2 separate regions of the Homo sapiens genome follow, and region 2 is linked to region 1. Evidence: chromatin contacts called from ENCODE Hi-C or POLR2A ChIA-PET data. All regions are on one chromosome and are shown on one strand. The core of a region is the stretch at or near the end of the contact, and the rest is flanking DNA. Distances in the headings are between cores, read along the strand shown. Region 1 holds the start of ATP1A1-AS1 (ATP1A1 antisense RNA 1). Region 2 overlaps CD2 (CD2 molecule).

Evidence for each region. Hi-C counts contacts between places; a loop is a spot of excess contacts on that map. ChIA-PET counts read pairs that join two places held with the same protein, here RNA polymerase II (POLR2A). Pooled maps may share reads with other maps.
Region 2: a loop to region 1 is called in a map of CD4-positive, alpha-beta T cell, with 6 times the contacts of the local background. The contact joins the enhancer-like site here to the promoter of ATP1A1-AS1 in region 1. A Hi-C loop is called at or near these places in 1 of 168 maps with a recorded cell type or tissue (CD4-positive, alpha-beta T cell) and 1 of 50 pooled maps. POLR2A ChIA-PET finds 5 or more read pairs at or near these places in 2 of 52 experiments (CD4-positive, alpha-beta memory T cell and activated T-cell).

Annotation. Positions count from the first base shown.
Region 1 is chr1:116,417,271-116,420,096 of GRCh38, forward strand. It overlaps ATP1A1-AS1 (ATP1A1 antisense RNA 1), which reads right to left and starts at 1,352. Exons shown (of 3, transcript NR_027646.1): 1 at 1,189-1,352. RefSeq lists an enhancer at 1,177-1,471 and a silencer at 1,431-1,560.
Region 2 is chr1:116,767,606-116,770,431 of GRCh38, forward strand. CD2 (CD2 molecule) reads left to right here. Exons shown (of 5, transcript NM_001767.5): 5 at 859-1,624. The coding sequence ends at 1,178. Among named protein-coding and RNA genes, the nearest start is that of CD2, 15 kb to the left of the region's middle. RefSeq lists enhancers at 1,612-2,826, 1,612-2,826, 1,612-2,711, 2,044-2,573 and cis regulatory regions at 2,059-2,079, 2,147-2,170, 2,245-2,267, 2,342-2,373. Within about 2 kb of position 1,491, at least 5 of the 41 ENCODE cell types and tissues checked have a DNase peak (open chromatin) inside an H3K27ac peak, as active enhancers do; they include CD4-positive, alpha-beta T cell, where a contact is called at or near this core.

The DNA of each region.
Region 1 (2,826 bases), core at 102-2,601:
CCTGCCAGGCTCAAGCCATCCTCCCACCTCAGCCTCCAGAGTAACTGGGACTACAGGCATGCGCCACCACATCCTGCTAATTTTTATATTTTTTGTAGAGATGGGGTTTTTGCATGTTGCCAGGCTGATTTCAAACTTCTGAGCTCAAGCCATCTGCCTGCCTTGGCCTCCTAAAGTGTTGGGATTATAGGCAAATGAGCCACCACGCCAGCCCACAATTCACTTTAAACACAAGTGAAACACATTTCATTAGACAGTGGAATAGACTTATGTCAATTTTCTTTTCTCTCTTATTTTACACAGTCTGATTTCCTGAAGACAGGAGGCGGGAGTAAGCTAATCAGGCCCTGAGTTAGCTGTTTCCAAGAAGCTTAGAGTGTCCCACTTACCTACGGGTTGCAGGGCCCGCATTGCCAGTAGGGCTGGCTTTTAGGGATGCTGCTGTTGGTGTGTGCTGTACTTGTTTTCTAGGATTGGGACAAGCTTCCTTGAGCTCCTGACTTTAGAGACCAGGTTTGGGAACTGATGGGTGCAGCAAATGCAAACAGACAGCAAACAGGCCAAAGAGGAGATTCATTCACTGAAGAGGGCCCTGGTACAGTACTGTCGAGGTTTTGCGGTGGCCTGGACACGGCTGGCTCCTTCGACTTACACAATATATCTTCTCTCTCTCTTACCTGCACTTATAAGAATCGGTGCTAAGGGTATGTGCCTACCACAGTGCAGCTTGTAGATTAATGAAGAAAGAATTGCTGCCACTTCCCAAATATTAAACGCCAGGTTCTGCCTATGCATATTCTCTCAACCTTCACAACACACCTACTAACTCCAGCTTACAAATGAGGAGACGAACCAGCAGGCTGTTCCAGGCGTCTGGTTGTAAGAGCAGTGGCAGTAGAGAAAATGATTTATTTTAGCACCAGCCACTGTGCTAATCCCTTTAGATATCATCTCATTTAATCCTTTTAACAACCCTGAAGCACCATCCTTATTCTAAAGGGACTTCGGACCTCTCTGCGGTCCACACTGTCCCCTGCTCGGTGCAGGAGTGTAGACTGGGACTGTTCCGTCTGGTGGTCTCCCCGACAAGGGTTCACCTGGAAACTGGCCTTTGGGCTGGGATTGGGACTCTGTACTTAGGCTGGCAGCCCATATTAGGACTGGGCACCGTGATAAGCACTTTCTTACCGCAAATGCACGATTTCACTCGGCCCTCACACACCCCACGAGGTGGGCACCGTCACAGTGCCATCTCACAGGCAAGGAGGCCAGGCCCAGGCCCTGAGGATGCGCCGCTCAGGTGGGAGCTTCCGGGGAGCTCGCGCGACAGCCTGGGGGAGCGCGGATTCGTCTCTGCGCTACGGCGGCTGCAGAGGGTCAACCCGCGGAGGCGGCGCTTCGCGGCGGGTCCTCGGCCTGAGGCTGTGGGATGCCTCCAAACCCGGCGCGGCCTCCGTCTGCAAGGAGAGCAGAGGGTCCCCGCCGGGAGCGCGCCCGGCTGCGGCCCCAGGCGGCCCTGCCCGCAGCCGCCACCTGAGCTTGGGCGCGGCTCCTATCTCCCACCCGCGCGTCGGCCAGTGAAGGGCTCCGTGCTTAAACATCATTCGTTACAGAAGTATTGCGGCCATCACACGGCATTTTAAAAACACGAATGATGATAAATAACTTTAACACTGCTTCCAATTCTGCCTCCAAGCACAGCATCATTACCATTTGCATGCGTTTCACTTCATTCGATTTCCATGTGTATGGATTTGTTTCTACATAGCTGTGGTAAAACGCACATACTAAACTGAATCCAGGGTTGTTTTCCACTTTGTAACATGAACATTTTCACCGTGTTAGTACTGACGCTTCCTACCTATAATTTTTAATGGCAGGACTTTAAAAAATTGGGTTGATACGCTGTCACTTCTCTGAGCATCTCGCAAATGTTCAACATTCAAGTGGCTTCCAAAGCTTCACGATTATAAATTATTCATTCTTTTTTGTTTTGTTTGGTTGTTTGTTTGTTTGTTTGTTTGTTTTTTGAGACGATGTCTCGCTCTTGTCGCCCAGGCTGGAGTGCAGTGGCGCGATCTCAGCTCACTGCAACCTTCGCCTTCCAGGTTCAAGAGATTCTCCTGCCTCAGCCTCCTGAGTAGCTGAGATTACGGGCATCTGCCACCACGCCCACCTAATTTTTGTACTTTCAGTAGAGACGGGGTTTCATCATGTTGGCCAGGCTGGTCTCGAACTTCTGACCTCAGGTGCTTCTCCCTCGACCCGGCCTCGGCCTCCCAAAGTGCTGGGATTACAGCACTTTGCTGCCCAGCCCATTCTTGTGTATAAAGTCCTTTCAGTATTGAGATCAGTTTCCTTAGGTTATATTCACAGGAGTGAAACTGCTAAGTCAGAATGTGAGCATTTAAAAGCTTTCAGTATTATTGCCAAATGGCTTTTCACAGATGACTCAGGGAGGTTTTGGTACTTGGAACACTGCTACTTATATCCCACTCCCCCCCCCCCCCACCAGGAAAACATCTAAAGTGCACTTTTTTTTTTTTTTTTTTTTTTTTTGTGAGACGGTATCTCGCTCTGTCGCCCAGGCTGGAGTGCAGTGGCGCGATCTCCGTTCACTGCAAGCTCCGCCTCCCAGGTTCACGCCATTCTCCTGCCTCAGCCTCCTGAGTAGCTGGGACTACAGGCGCCCGCCACCACGCCCGGCTAATTTTTGTGTTTTTAGTAGAGACGGGGTTTCACCGTGTTAGCCAGGATGGTCTGGATCTCTGACCTTGTGATCCGCCCGCCTCGGCCTCCCAAAGTGCTGGGATTACAGGCGTGAGC
Region 2 (2,826 bases), core at 241-2,740, 350 kb after region 1:
AAAGAGGTAATTATTTCACCCCAGGGAAAAACTTCTCTTCCTACCTCCCTCTGGAGCCACTGCAAAGACGGCCTTGGGTGCAGGGACTGAAATACCTAACTTACAGCCTAAAGGAGTCCAGAGGGGCCAGCAGGGTGCTCCAGGCCTCTAGCAGCTGGGCACCTTCACAGATTCCCTGTGATTTTAAGAGTACAGGAAAAACTACATTACGAGTAGCTGTAGGCCTGCTTTCATGGACTGAAGTCACACAAAGAAGAAAATCCTGAAGGGTGAGGAGAGGAGGAGTTCTTTCCCTCCTAAGGCCAAGAACATAGGTCTTGAATTTCTGAGAAGCGAGTAAATTTCTAAGGACAAAAAGTTCCTTGCATGTGTTCCAACCTCTTGCCGGAAGGTGGATTGCATGACAGTAGAATTGGGGGAAAGGCAGATCTAACATAGAAATGCCTCAGAAGGAATGTAGTTACTAATATCCTCCATGACTGCTCATAACCCCTTCCCATGCGCTCTAACCATGAGGTTCTTGCTCTCAGGGAACAATTTCTAGGTCAGCACAGAGGTAGGGTTCCAGGTCTGCGTGCTCTCTCTGATCATGGGAGCCCCAGGCACAAAGCCCTCCACCCATGTGTCTTCTTCCTGCTGATTCCTTGAGTTCTCTTGTCCTAGGCTTTCACTCTACCTTATGGTGAGCACTTCTTTCTCTCCTACAAGCTTAGAGTTCTCAGATAGTAGGGGCAACTTCTGCTTCCTCATTGCATCCCCCAAAGCAGCTAGCATGGCGCCTTGCATATAAAAGGTACTCAATATTTACATTGATTTCACCTGGCCAAGATGAACTCTATTGAGGTTTTGTTGTTGCAGATGAGGAGCTGGAGACAAGAGCCCACAGAGTAGCTACTGAAGAAAGGGGCCGGAAGCCCCACCAAATTCCAGCTTCAACCCCTCAGAATCCAGCAACTTCCCAACATCCTCCTCCACCACCTGGTCATCGTTCCCAGGCACCTAGTCATCGTCCCCCGCCTCCTGGACACCGTGTTCAGCACCAGCCTCAGAAGAGGCCTCCTGCTCCGTCGGGCACACAAGTTCACCAGCAGAAAGGCCCGCCCCTCCCCAGACCTCGAGTTCAGCCAAAACCTCCCCATGGGGCAGCAGAAAACTCATTGTCCCCTTCCTCTAATTAAAAAAGATAGAAACTGTCTTTTTCAATAAAAAGCACTGTGGATTTCTGCCCTCCTGATGTGCATATCCGTACTTCCATGAGGTGTTTTCTGTGTGCAGAACATTGTCACCTCCTGAGGCTGTGGGCCACAGCCACCTCTGCATCTTCGAACTCAGCCATGTGGTCAACATCTGGAGTTTTTGGTCTCCTCAGAGAGCTCCATCACACCAGTAAGGAGAAGCAATATAAGTGTGATTGCAAGAATGGTAGAGGACCGAGCACAGAAATCTTAGAGATTTCTTGTCCCCTCTCAGGTCATGTGTAGATGCGATAAATCAAGTGATTGGTGTGCCTGGGTCTCACTACAAGCAGCCTATCTGCTTAAGAGACTCTGGAGTTTCTTATGTGCCCTGGTGGACACTTGCCCACCATCCTGTGAGTAAAAGTGAAATAAAAGCTTTGACTAGACCCGTGTCTGCTCATTGTGTGAAGGATCCCAGTGTCGAGGAGAGGAAGCTGCCGAATAAGAAAGAGCCTCGCTGGTGTGACAGCAGGATCAAATTCAGTCAACTCAATCCGGCTGAGACCTCCTTAGTCCTCACCAGAATGACCCGAACATGCTCCCCAGGTCTCAGCTGCAAAGCTGGGTCCAACAACCTATTTGTAGATTTCCATAATGAATTAAAGCCTCCATGCACAAACGTTAACAGGAGTCACCAGAAAACTTAACATTTTAGGTCTTACTTTCTTGACTGTTCAGACACGGTCATAATGACCTGTACTGTCATCCTTCAAAACAAGGGAATCTATGGATACTGGAGGTGTCATGAACTCATCAGATGACATACAAAAAGATAGGCTAAGAGACAACTCAGTTGAATCAAATCTTAAGTGTCTTAAATGACTATGATTAAAAGGTCAGACCCCATCCCCAGCTAGCAGTCATGCAGCTGTACTTTGAGGGAAGTGGGGAGAAAAAAATAGTTTTCAGTTAGAGTTCTAAAACAATAGGTGGTGAGAAGGCACCTGCTTTGAAATGCTGGTGCCTTGTCTGTGGTCCTGTCTGCCCGCCTTCTCCTTGGCTTCTTAGACTTGCTAAACCTTGTTACACTCTGGCAGGAAGCTCTGAGGGCTAAACCACAAAAACTAAGTACATTCAGGACTTCCTGTGACAGCTCACTGAGGATTGAACTACTTTTTCCTCTGAATCTGAGAGTCTATTTTTCCAGCAACCAGAGTTAATTACTAAGGGCAATGATGAATGAAACCTCATCGCCTCCCAAAATTCAAACACAAAATCCAGCTAGGTAACAATTGCCACAGGATCTACCCAGTAGAGAGATGAGGGCTCTGGCCGGGCATGGTGGCTCGTGCCAGTAATCCTAACACTTTGGGAGGCCAAAGCAGGTAGATCACCTGAGGTCAGGAGTTTGAGACCAGCCTGGCCAACATGGTGAAACCCCTTCTCTACTTAAAAAAAAAAAAAAAAAAATTAGCCGGGCATCGTGGCACGCACCTATAACCCCAGCTACTCGGGAGGTTGAGGCAGAATAATTGCTTGAACCCTGGGGTGTGGAGGTTGCAGTGAGGTGAGATCGTGTCACTTCGCTCTAGCCTGGGCAAAAGAGCAAAACTCCGTCTAAAAAAAAAAAGGAGAGAGAGAGAGAGAG